Regions from separate parts of the Homo sapiens genome. Here region 1 is linked to region 2. The links are chromatin loops, found by intact Hi-C in ENCODE. Cell type or tissue: ascending aorta. All regions are shown on one strand. Each heading gives the region's core, and the rest is flanking DNA. Links, peaks and the distances in the headings are about the cores only.

What was found. Peaks named below come from ENCODE experiments on the same cell type or tissue, not always from the same donor. Only the 100,000 strongest peaks of a DNase experiment are listed, where the experiment ranks them.
Region 1: it touches region 2 in a loop (2.7-fold over the local background); 4 of 110 quality-filtered maps call a loop at or near these places.

Annotation. Positions count from the first base shown.
Region 1 is chr15:69,591,572-69,598,037 of GRCh38, reverse strand. It overlaps PCAT29 (prostate cancer associated transcript 29), which reads right to left and starts at 5,838. Exons shown (of 4, transcript NR_126438.1): 1 at 5,725-5,838. In ascending aorta, for the core only: a CTCF peak has its summit at 2,331; DNase peaks (open chromatin) are centred at 2,387, 3,227 and 3,547; H3K4me3 peaks cover 1,672 bases; H3K27ac peaks cover 2,500 bases.
Region 2 is chr15:69,792,259-69,798,724 of GRCh38, reverse strand. No RefSeq gene overlaps it. Among named protein-coding and RNA genes, the nearest start is that of LINC00593, 40 kb to the left of the region's middle. RefSeq lists enhancers at 1-286, 3,928-4,430. In ascending aorta, for the core only: no CTCF peak of the experiment used is centred there; DNase peaks (open chromatin) are centred at 3,484 and 4,514; H3K4me3 peaks cover 1,318 bases; H3K27ac peaks cover 2,500 bases.

The sequences.
Region 1 (6,466 bases), core at 1,275-3,774, 200 kb after region 2:
CCAGACCTATCCTCAGCTCAGATTTCAGGACTTGCTCCCTGCCCACCCCTCTCTCTTCATCTCCCTCCACTTTACACCTTCAGACTGCTGGATTTCTGAACTCACCTCATGGATTAACTGTCCATGTTCTCGCCTATGTTAACATAGCGAGAACTGGACAGGCCCATGTGGCGACTGCAGCATGAGGTGGCATTTGGGGGGAATCTCAGAGGCAATTGAGAAGACTTTCCTGGTGGTCCTGCTTGAGCTGCTGGAGAGACAGATAGGGTGTGTTTGTGCTATGTGGGGGCCTCCCCTGCAGACACGGTCTGGAGAGCACCCAGGACACTGGGATCACACACTCTATATTTTTTCTTGGTGGGCCACCTGCATCCCAGCCACCTGCTGGCTTATTTATAAAGCAGATTCCTGGGCTCCACCCCAGACCAACTGCATCAGAAGCTTCGAGTAGTGAACATAAGCAACCTGCACTTTAAACAAACCCCAAAGGGGGCTTCATAACTAGACCCACATTTCTGAAGCACTGCCTTCTCCTGACTTACTGGCACCTCGGAGGAAAGTATCATCAGGCCCATTATCCAGATGAGAAAACCAAAGTTCAGAGAGGTTAGGTCACTGGCCTGATGCCTTACAGCTACTAAGTTGCTGAGTCGGCATTTAAAGCCAGGTCTTTTGAGTCCACTGCAGGTGTTCTTTCTATCACTCTCCTTCTCTCAAAGAGAGAAGAGATCACTGGGGGGCTTCAGAAGCAAGGTCCCAAGGGACCACCTGGCAGCGCCTCAACCTGGGCTGGCCTGGGAAGCTGAGCAGGATCTAGAGGGGAAGGCAAAGGAATCAAGGGCTTCCATTTCCCAAGTGTCTATGGCATTGAGCATGGCACTGTCACCACACACACATGCAGTCTCATTTTATCCTTGCTTCAGCCCTAGAGGCTGAATGTTACTGTTCCCATGTTGCGGGTGGGACAAGTGACACTCAGAAGGGTGACATCCACTCTTGTGAATGTGTCCAGTAAGTGAAAGAACAGGGGTGGGAACTCAGTTACCCCTGGCTTGAAAGTCACGCTGTTTTCTACTATAGCTTCAACTTTTCTTTTTTTAAGAGCAGAAGCCACTCTTCAAATGAAGTCTGACACAAGATCCCAGGATGCCAGAGAGGTGAGACCGAAGCCAGCTGATGGACCTCTCCATCCCCATTGCTAACACCGAGGCTTCTTTCTCCACAACCACAGCCCACATCACCCATCTTCCAAGCAGAAAGGAAAATACACCTGCAGGGAGCTGGGAAGCGGGCCACCAGGATAAGGCAACAGCAGGGGGGCTCCAGCTGGGGTGGGCCAGACCCCGAGGCCCTCCCCGACACTCCAAATGCAGAATCAGCTTTGGAGGGAGGGATCCCTGTTTCCCCAGGTGGCCCCACAATCAGGATGACTGCTTCAGGAATGCTTCCATCTTTGGGGCTTGAGTCTAATCATGCCAACCTGCCCCCTGCCAAGTCTCTAAAGAAATCAGGCAATGGTTCTGACAAGTTTTGAAAGGCTTCCATTGCTCTGTGAAACATTCTTGTGCAAGTACCTTTAGGAAGGAGTCGCATGCGGTAGGTTTCTCAAATGTCTTCTCCTCCTCTGTCAAAGGAAGGAGGGAAGGAGAGAGGCCAAATAGAGTGGTGCATAAGGTGTGTGCTAACTTTGAAAAAAAGGAAAAAAAAATCACAGCTGTCCACCTTCCTGCAGCTGCTTCACGCCTAGGCTGCCCGGTTCTCTTCTGCCTGCCTGCTCTTTCCTTCTCAACGTCTGGAGATCCAGGAGTTTTCCTTCCTCCCAAGATGCCACTTTCTGAAGCCAAGGCCAATGGTATGGCAATCATGACCCCCACATCATCACAGCTGCCTAAGTACGGGCTCCCCTTCTGCTCCAAGTACGGGCTTCCCTTCACTCCCACCACAACCAAAAGGATCAACATTCAAAAAGGAGCAGTGTCTAATGCTCATTTATGGTCAGTGTCATTCTTTTCATTCCTAATCCACCCCAACCTGGGAGCCGTGGCAGCCCGGCCTGGAGGAGAAGTCTCCAGGCATCAAGATGTGTTCGGAGCCCCTCAGCACAGCCTCTCTGGGCGTCTTTCTGCTCCAGCTATGGCCCAGCAATGAGGACTGGTGACTATGGCACAGACAGCCCCTGAGGCAGCCCTGGCCTTCACCAGGCTATAAGCGCTCTCTCTATCGCCCTCCCAGTAGCGGACCAAAGGTGAACCTGGATGTGACCCTGCAGAGCCTGAAGGAGAACTGAGCTGGTGCAGCCTGTCCCCAGGGAGGCCCTCTGGCCAGCGTGCCTGGCTCCCCTCCCTGCCCCATGCCCTCCCACAGGCCCAGCCTTGGCCACTTGCAGCATTCAAGAATGCACGAGCCAATCCCTTGTGGCAAAGGGGAGGAAGTAGAGCCAGGGACAGATTGTTATAAATAGGCATGTCTGACTGAGAAGGTCACCGGCCAGGGCAAAACATGCCAGAAATTCTACAAGAGAGAGACAGACATAAATTATCTGAGCATCTCACCACCTCTCTCTTTCTCGGGGTGGAGAACAGGAGTGAGTTCCAAGACAGGGCAAGGGTAAGCAGGTGGCCACGGACATCCAGCCAGCAGCTGAAAAGGCTCTTCTATCGAAGAGGCACTTGTACATTGCATCTAGTTCTTAAAAAGGCTGGCTTTTCTTGGCACTCACAAGAGACTGGGGAGAGCCCCAGCTGGAAAGCAGGAGGGTCAAAGAGGCATAGTGAGCCCCTCCCAGCCCTTCTCTCTTTTCTAGCCCGTCTGCTCCTCAGCCTTGTCCTGCACCTAGCCTAGTGTGTCTCAGCAGGGGGAGGTTTTGCCCTCTGTCCTTTCCCAGGGGACATGTGGCAATGTCAAGAGACATTTTGGTTTCTCTGGACAATCAGGAGCGGGTGCTACTGGCATCTAGAGGGCAGAGGCCAGGGCTGCTGCTAAACATCCTACAACGCAGAGGATATTCCCCCACAACAAAGAACCATCCGGCCCCAATTGTTAACAATGCCAAGGTGAGAAACCCTGGCCTATCCCCTCTCAGGAACCCACTCCACCTCCAGACACCCTCCTCCTTCCCATTCATTTCCAAGGGCCCTGTCGAGGCAGCCGGAGCACACAAGTACTCATAGCTACGCAAATAGCAACTCCTTATTTGCTGTGTTTGCTCAGCCAATATTGACTTTGCAGCCTAACACTGGTGCTATTGAGCCGGGGTTATTCTCAATATTGTTTGAGCAGCATTAGAACAGCCTGTGATAACCGGCAGCAGAACAGGAAGCTGCGCCTCCCTCCTCAGTCTCCCCTGCCCCCCGCCGCACCCCCTCCGTGGGACGCTCCTGTAAAGACAGAGGAACCTGTGTGCTCATGGAGTCAAGCGGACCTAATGCCCGCTCCTCCGCTGAGCAAACACACCGAGGTTAGAGAGGGAGCGTGCTCTCTGGCTAAGTCAACACTCCAGGGAAGTTGGAGCAATTGAAAAAGGTTACTTGGGGAGGCTGTCCTTTGGGGTGGGGCCAGTGAAAAATGATGGTGAGGCAGTTCCAGGCTATCAGCCAAACCCTGCGGTTGGGCTCTGCAGGGAAAGGCTTGCAGGGACTGGAGCTCAGGGGCTCCAGGTGCCCAAGCAGACAGATGGTGACTCCATCCATCAGTCAAATACCCAGTAGGTGGGGGTCTAGTAGGGGCCAGTCGCTTACTGATTGGGACCAGAAGCTTAGAGTAGGAGGACCCTGTGGATAAGCTAATGCAGCCACCACGTGTTCATGAGGAAGACCGAGAAAACTAGCCTCTGCCTTGGAGCTTGTCTCACCAGCGCTGGCTGTGAGTTCACAACTGAGCACAACCCGCTCTGCAGGAAAGCACTCTCCCCGCCCACTGGGCTGAGGTCCCTTTAACAGATGCCAACATTGACTCTGCCACCATGAGAGTGGGCCCTAAAGCGTAGCCCAGGAGAGGGACTGCAGTGACCTCCATTCACATCCGGTGTGAGGATGGGTGGCAGGGTCTGAGTGTCTTCTCGGAGGGACAGAAGGAACGGGGAGAGAAACGAGTGGCCAGGCCTACACAAGCCCCTTGGGCAAGCAATAGAAGAGGAAGTCGCATCTCTTGCATCCCAGAGCTCACAGTCCAGAGGGAGAACCTGGAGGCACAGAAATGAAACCGTGCAACCAGCGTGGAATCAAGGCTCCCGTGTGAGTCTAAGGGGAGTCATGAGCACAGTCGTGTGCAACCTGCCCAACCACACCCCGCAGTTCTGCAGTGAGACCAGACAAGCCATGGAATATTCTGAGACGAGAAATCCACATGGAGTAATTGGGGTGGCTTTTCCTTGCCCACAAGTACAGCAAATGTAGGCTTAGCAGTACATTTGGATCTGGGCCCATGCCGTGTCTCCAGGTCAATATGAAACAAGTTGCCAGGATCATCAAGGGGGCATTCTAAAAATTAGCTCTAGCCAGCCCTAGTGGCCTGGGAGTACCAAAATGGTCATTTGCTAAAATTGGCCATTAACATTTTCTACTAACTGCTCTCTCCAAAGACTTGGAAAACGAGGGGGAAACTCCTTGGAAATCAAGTGTTATGTAGACCCTTATGGCAGCCTGGACTCCAACCTTCAGAAGCTATTCATTTTTAAAAATACATGGTGGGCATTTTCTACATGTGGTTGAGTATTTTATCCAACAGCCAAGTCATTCCAGTTTTCCCCACAGCAGACATGTTAGCCAATGTGCTGCCTGCTCAGTCAGTGCCTCCTTTTCTGACCACCCACAGGAACTGTCCCTGCCACCATGTTTATCCACATTCACGTACCTCTCCCTGGCTGCAGCTGTTGGAACAGCAATGGACTCCTGACTGAGGGGAGGCACCCCATTGGCTAGCCATTGACCAATCAGATTCTGTCTCCTGGGTCTCTGGACTTAGATTCTTGGTATTGGGCCCATAACCTGAGAGATCATGTCCAAGTTTAAGTGAACAAGTTAAAACCTAGAAAAGGCAGAACAGCCGGGTGTGGTGGCTCATGCCTGCAGTCCCAGCACTTTGGGAGGCCCAAACGGGTGGATCACCTGAGGTCGGGAGTTCGAGACCAGCCTTACCAGCATGGAGAAACTCCGTCTCTACCAAAAATACAAAATTAGCCGGGCATGGTAGTGCATGCCTGTAATCCCAGCTACTCCGGAGGCTGAGGCAGGAGAATCGCTTGGAACCCACGAGACAGAGGTTGCGCTGAGCCAAGATTGTGCCATTGCACTCCAGCCTGGGCAACAAGAGCAAAACTCTGTCAAAAAAAAAAAAAAAAAAAAAAAAAAAGAAAGAAAGAGAGAGAGAAGGAAGGAAAGAAAGAAGGAGAAAAAGAAAAGGCAAAACAGAGAAAGCCAGTCTGCAGAGAAAAGAATGAAACAAAGCTACTGAGATAAGCTGAGATGAAAAAAAAAAAAAAAAAAACACCCAGAGAAACACAGGCAAGAAGCTAGGAAAGTCTCTGAGCCTCTCACGGGTCTGGTTGTCATCCCTGCCCTTGAAGTCGGTGAGATTCCTCATAGCCTTCCAACGAAATCATTGTTATTACTGAGAGTTAAATTTATAATACTTCTATTTCTTGCAACCAAACAATTATTGACCAAGACCCCTATTAAGACATCACCTATGTGCTGCACTGTACTTGTTCAATACTGAGGATCTCACCTCTTCTTCTTCTTCTTGCCCACCTTTAGGTCTAACTGGACCTCCTTTCTCTCCTGGTATTCCTCTGTCTTCATTTCTTTAGTGCTTCCTTTCAGGGTCTCAGGTAATAATAACCAGCAGTGTGCCCCAGTGATTAGCAGATGAGTGAGCTGTGTAACCTAGACACCATGTTCCACTTAATGGTTTGTTTGCTCAGCCTACTTCAAAGGAGGCTGTTAGCCTATAAGTCAATAATTAGTCATTCAACAAATACCCATCAAGCTATGGCCCAACCCCAGCAAAGATATGTTGAAAAAAAAAAAAAACTTTTGAAGAGCAAATATAAGCCTTTATATATGGTTGACTTAGCCGTTTCTATTTTCCTTTCACAACAGAGAGGCAATGTTGATGTGCTACCAGTCCTAATGCAGCTAGAAGTTATCTGTTACACCAATGACCCCATCAAAAAGAGAACTGTTAACACAGGCCCAGTTTTTACTTTGCTTGTAGTGGTGGGGTATTAGCTAATTGTTGCCCATTAAGAGAAACAAATAATCCCCAGTGAGTCCCAAAAAGAAGTGGAAGTGGAGCTGAATCACCTGTAAGATCAGGGCTTCTCTTAGCTGCTCACAGCTGCCTGACCCAGTCACAGAAGAAGATGTAGAGGGGATTCATTCCATCTTACTTTTATTGGGTTTTCTTTTACTATGTGAAATGAATCTCAAGAAAACATCTCTCATCCCCCCAAACTCTATCATTGTTC
Region 2 (6,466 bases), core at 2,453-4,952:
AAGATCCAGCCAGGCCTGGGACCAGAATTTGCCCAATGGGGGTTCACTTTTCCTGGCCAATTCCTACTCACACAGCTCCTTGCAGCCAGTCCAGTCACCTCATGTGGGCTCAGAAGCTTTCTGAGGCCTTCACTGGAGATGTGGGCCTGAAGCCAGCTGCCATGGCACCAGCCCTGCCAGGCCTGCCATCCCAGGGTGCTGCTGGCCTGCCGAGCCTGCTCAGCCTCTCCACACTGCCGCACTTGTGAGGCATGGAGCCTCACAAGAAGGCCACCCCTCCCCTCTACCTTCTCACCAGATAGAAGCAGCCACTGATATAAACTTGAGGACAGAGGTGATGCATGAACATGTATCTCTGGTTACACGGGGTCTGAGTTAGGAAGGGGATTAAGCACATGAAAGGGGTCTTTGGGGCAATTCCTTACTCAGAAACTTAGATGCTTGTCAGAGGGAGAAGGGGTCCCGGAAACAGCCTCTTGCTCATACCTGGCTCAGATGTGTGCTTAATTCACCTTTTTTCTCTCTCTTTTCTTGCAGAGAGAAAGAGTGGTGTATCCAAAGGGAGGGACCTTAGGATGAGGTCTTATTCTACCCAAGCTGGCAGCATCTCTGCTTTCTCAATCCAGGTGAGTGAATGCAGTTGAGAAGGAGACAAGCTGCCCCAGCGCACTCTCTGGCCTTCGTGGATCCCTCCCATTCAATTATTCAGACCCTTCGTTTTCTCTCCAGGTCAGTCTCCAGACATTTCAAATTCAGGCCTAAGGACTGAGAGTTCATGGGAGCACCACGCCCTCCAAGAAGCACCAACATGGGATGGTGGGAAGGGATTTGGACATAAATCTAAGGTGGATATTTGCAGAGGAATGGAGTGAAAATAACGATGAATATATTGAGCATGTACTATGTGCCAAGAACTGTATTATCTCATTTAATTCACATGAGAATTCTATGTGGTAAATCTTTATAGGTGGGGAAAATGAGATGCACAAAAATTTCATCACTGACCTAAGGTTACACAGCTAGATTGTCATGGGCTTGGGATTTTAAACTCAGGCAGTCTGGCTTCAGAGCTGACCTGTGCCCTTGGTCATGATGCTATAGGAGCAGCTCACAGGGATTCAAAGTGATCCTGTTAGGGTTGCCTGCAGGAGCAATTTCAGGTGGGAAGAAATCAGCTGTGAGTTCATTTCTGCCTGTAGGGTGGAAATTAGGGGATATAGGACAGGCACCACCTCGGGGAGCCCTAGACTGGCTTCATACAGACCGGTAAGCCTCCACGGATTCCTTCAAGGCTAGGGTATTGAGGGCCTTGGATCCCAAGTTCCTCTCACTCACCACCAAGGCAGGCTGAAAAGGGGATGGTTGAGGCAAGGCCCAGGAGTCAAGAAGGAATAGGTTAGGTCAGGAATGAGGGATGCCAGGGCCAGGGGTCAAGGCAGGACAGATACCCCAACACCAAGGAAGCCATCAGGGCAGCAGCACAGAGCTCCAGCCACGGGCAGAACCCGATGCTGAAGTCATTCTTGCCTCAGCCAGGAAGCATTTCACATCCTCCCTGTGGGCCAGGACCCATCCTCAGGCTGGGGGCTGCCTAGAACTACCTGCTTGGAAGAAGTGAGCCACAGCAAAACGTTGTTGAAAATACCAGCAGCTACATGTATGATGTGCTGACTCTGCACTAGACATTTTATATATGTTATCCCTTTTCACGTTAAGCTTGCAAACTACTCTGTGAGGTCTGAATATTGTCCCCATTTTACAGAGAGGCAATAAAAGCTGAAAGAGGTACAACAGCTTGCCTGGGGCCACGTAGCTTCTCGGGACCTTGGATGTAAACTTAGGCCAGCCTGGTTCCAGAGCCCAGAGCCCTGGCTCTTACTTCCCCTACTGATAGCCTCCTTGGGACAGAGATGGGGCAGGGGCTCCATCCAGCCAATTCTCTTTCCCTCCCCCATTCTCAGCCCCTTTCTACCCAGGCATTTCCATCATACCATTGCTCCGATTGAAAGTTCATCTGCTGCCGGGCACGCAGTGGCTCACGCCTGTAATCCCAGCACTTTGGGAGGCCGAGGCGGGCTGATCACCTGAGGTCGGGAGTTTGAGACCAGCCTGACCAACCTGGAGAAACCCCATCTCAACTAAAAAAAAAAAAAAAAAAAAAAAATTAGCTGGGCGTGGTGGCACATGCCTGTAATCCTAGCTACTCGGGAGGCTGAGGCAGGAGAATCGCTTAAACCTGGGAGGCGGAGGTTGTGGTGAGCCGATATTGCACCATTGCACTCCAGCCTGGGCAACAAGAATGAGACTGACAGGCACCGTCTGAAAAAAAAAAAAAAAAAAGTTCAGCTGCTCAACTCCATGCTCCCATTGGCAGCAGTTATCCAACCAGCCTGAAAGCTACCTTCTTCCATCTCTTCTCACAACGATGCTGTGCGGGGGCCAGCAGGCGTGTTTCCCCATTACACAGGTACAGAAACTGGGGCTTCAGGAAAATGAAATCATGGGCCACCAGTACCCTGTCATCAGGACAGGACTTCAAAGCCAGGCCCCTAAATCCAGCATCCTTCTAGGCCTCTTCACAGTACTGCCTGTGAATTTAGATACATCTGTGCCTCTAACAGATCTTTAAACTTCTTCTGTAGCTCACTGTGTCCAGCTTCCCAAGGACTGCCTGCAGAAGAGGGCTCTATTCCCAAGGCCTGTCAAGATTCTGGGGGTCCTCCCCAGCAGCTAGGGGACATCTTGCCCACCTTCTTCAGTACCCGAGGCAGGGAGGATGCTGTACAGGTTAAGGAGACCACAGAGCTAGCAGTGTGTGGGTTGTGCTGAGTCCCTGAGTGGTGTGTATTTCTTCAGGTCTCTGTCTGCTTGCGGGCGCCCCTCTGATTGGAAGGCTTAGTAAGGAGCCCTCTGTCTGCTGGGGCTGAACCAGGCAGGCCCCCAATGGTACTGAGCCAGTGAGACTGTCCCGGAGAAAATGTGATACAGAAACCACAGAGAGGACTCTCCCAAGAAACGCCACAAGCCACCTGGTGGGACATTCATTTCTTTCCAAGAATTTGGCTTCTGTTCTCTCCTGTTTTTCCTCTTAGGAGTCAGATAGAACAGGTTGACTCGATTACTTGTTTGCTTCAAGCTCGTTTGACAAATGAGAAATAAATAAGGTCCAAATAAATAAAATAATATTTATTTTATAATATTGAGGTGTCAATAATATTGAAGTCCAAATAAATAAAATAATAGCAATTAGGAAAGAGCTGGAGTGACCGCAGAGTCTCCTGACACCCAGGGCAGGCCCCTCCTGCTCACGTGATGACCAAACACTCTCCCTCAGTCTGGCTACTTATTAGGAAGTCTCCATTGGCACGGAGTACACCAAAAATTTGGCTGTGCCTCCACCCCTGTGAATGTTTGATTTGTACACCCTCAGCTTTAACCTAGAGCCCTGGGCTTCTGGAAAGGGTGGGGTTGGAGGCATTCCAAGACCTTGACCTGGAAGGAATTCCAGGAGACTGGGTTGCTTCTTTCAACCCCACCAGCAGTCTCAGCAGGTCGGCCTGAGCCACATACTTGCTCAGACCTCACTACTAGCTAGGGTCCCCTTTCCTTCTTTTCCTTCCTCTCTCTCTCACTCTCTGTCATGAAGTTTTCAAGGGCTGGGACGGCCACATTCCACAGCATTGAAATCACAGTTCCATTTCATTCAGGCAAATGGCATTTTTGCCTGAATCAAAAGTGAGAGCTTGAAAGGATCTTATTGATGGTTTCAACCACCTCCCTCTTTTAATAGATGAGGAAAATGAAAGCACGGGGGAGGTGGCTCCCCAGGGTCACTCAGTGGGTAGTGAAGGCGCCGTGCTAAGCACCTAGGGCCCGGGCCCTTAGGCACTGCTTGTCCCAGTGAGCTCCCGTCCCACTGTCCACTCCTAACCACAGATGCCCACGCTGGAAGGAACCCCAGGAAGTGTGTGGCCAGGGCAAGGGTTGGGGACAAGCCTGAATGCCCAAGGGGAACACAAGGTCACATCAAGGGAAAGGAAAGCCAGGACTTGGGGGATGACTGCCACACAGATGATTGCTGAGCAGGCGCAGGATTTCTGGACATTCGTTTTTGTTTTTTTTTTTTAAGAACAGCCAGAAAATACAATGATAATGTAAAACATTCCCATTTTAAATATAGAAAGAATTCAAATTTAAAAAGAAAGCACCTGAGACTAATGTGTGGCCTCTGATGAAGTCCAATTGTCCCTTTTTACAGACAAGAAAACTGAGGCACAGGGTAGTGGTCTGTCACAGGCCACAGAGACAAAACCCAGTGCAGTGCAGTCATTTCTGGGGAATGCCACTTTGGGGCCAGCTGTCCTGTTGGCACTCATTATGAGATGGCATCCCATGAGAATGTGTCCTCACGCACCCGGCCCCAGGCCCCCTCAGGTCTCGTGTGATTCTCCTTGGAGGACCTTAGCCTTGGCCTTCTATTATGTTCTCTCTGTGGCCCACATTCCAAAAATCTCTGTAAGTGTTTTTTTTATCCCAACATGTCCTTTTAAGACTCCAAAGTGGGCCAGAACATTCCGAGACCCTGCTGGAGGCTGGGAAAGGCGGCAGACACCCCTGCCCTCTGCCAAGCCCTTCCCACGTGCCATTCCCCTTGCCACTGGACATACTGCCTTTTGCAGCCCAGCTCCAAACAGCACAGCTGACATCTCAGAAAAATCTCATAAGGCCGAATTAGGAACATGTCAGCGAGAGGGGAAAATGAGATCCTCGTCAGCCTGCCACCTTCCCTGGCTGGCTAAATCCATCAGCAGGCCATCAGCAAACAGCCCTCCCTGACCCCTCCTGCACCCAAGACAGGGCAGAGGGCAGTAAGTGAGGAGATGACACATAGCCCCATAAAACCATTGGAGAAAATCAAGTGCTAAGATGAGCACAGCAGATAGTAAGGGCTCAGTGAGTTCCGAGCAAAGGGGGACCAAAATATATAATGGCTCATCAGGGAAACGGGTCTGGAGCTAGTCTCTAAGAATAGGCAGAATTTGGGTGGAGGGAGAGACGTGGAGAGGGCCTTTGAGGTGTCAGGCAGAGTGAGCAAAGGCACAGAGGTGGGACGGAGCATGACATAGTTGGGGGTGAGTGGTGGCTCTGTCGCCCCAGCCAACCCAGCCGCCGGGGGAGGCCCTGATTGTTTTGAACTTTGCTTCCTCGTCTGCAGACAGGAGCTTGGGCTATAGGAGTTCAACGTTTTCTTTCTCCTTGAGCAGAAGTGCTGTTCTTTGTCTACCAGCACCTAGGTTGTGCTTCACAAATGAGATCTTCGTTGAATGAATGAATGAATCAATGAATCAATCATTTAACATAACTATCAGCCTTATAAGAAGAGTATGAGAACTGATACCTGAATAAAGTAATTTAACAGTTTATATTTTTCAGTGTATTTCCCCATTGCCTTTTGTGGCACCCCGCTAACAACCTTTGTAGACAGAAAGAATGGGTTTCATTAATTCTATGTGCCAAGTAAGGAAACCAGGGGTGGGAGCATGTTGGGAGAAGCAGCAACTTACCTGAATGGTGAGTTTGGGTGAAGGAGTTCTGCCGCTCTGAGTTTCCCCCAGGGGATCTGCTTGCCTGCTGAGAGGTGCCCTGGGCCCAGCCTCTGAGGGTGGGCCTGCAATCAGCCTGTTGGCTCTGCGTCAGGGAGGAAAAGGCTAAGCCAAGCTGACTCAGAAGATGTGCTGAGTCCATCCTCCCAGGGACCCGAGCATCCCTGTCTGAGTAGCACGTGTCAGAGGTGCTGATATTTTGATCTTCATCTGAATGACCCCTCCAGCAATCTCCCAATTTGTTCTGAACTAAGTGGGAGAAGTACCAAAATGCTGTTTATCCTTTCCCCAAAACCCCAACAGAGATGATAAGCAACTTGGTCAGACAATCCAAGACTTTACCTGGAGTCACCTAGCCGTCAACCTCTTACCCTTTTCAGCTGGAGGAACCTTGTCAGAGAGAGACATTTAAACAATGATTTAAACCAACAATGACTTAAAGCCTGCAGGATTCATCAGAACCATCAGTATTCTCCTGTGCTCTGTGAATCTCCGAGAGGAGTTAGATAAACATGCCTCATTTCCCAGTCTTATTTGACCACAGATTTGTTTCTTTCTCTCATAGGTCCATGTGAAGGTCTAGTGTTCTACCGTTCCATATTTTTGGACATGTTGCCACAGATAGCCAATTGCTTCTTGAGAGTTGCAGTGGAAAGAGACAAAAGGCTTAGCTTCACTGCAAAAGGGGTTGGGTGACCTTGGACAAATCCCTAAGCCTCAGTTTCTGTGTCTTTCAAACAGGGATCATACGCTGATCTCATAACATTGATGTAAGGATAAAATGAGATAACAAATATCCCCAGCAGATCCTTCCCAGCAGTAAAAGTCATCACACAGGTGTATAATCTTGTACCCAAAAAGGT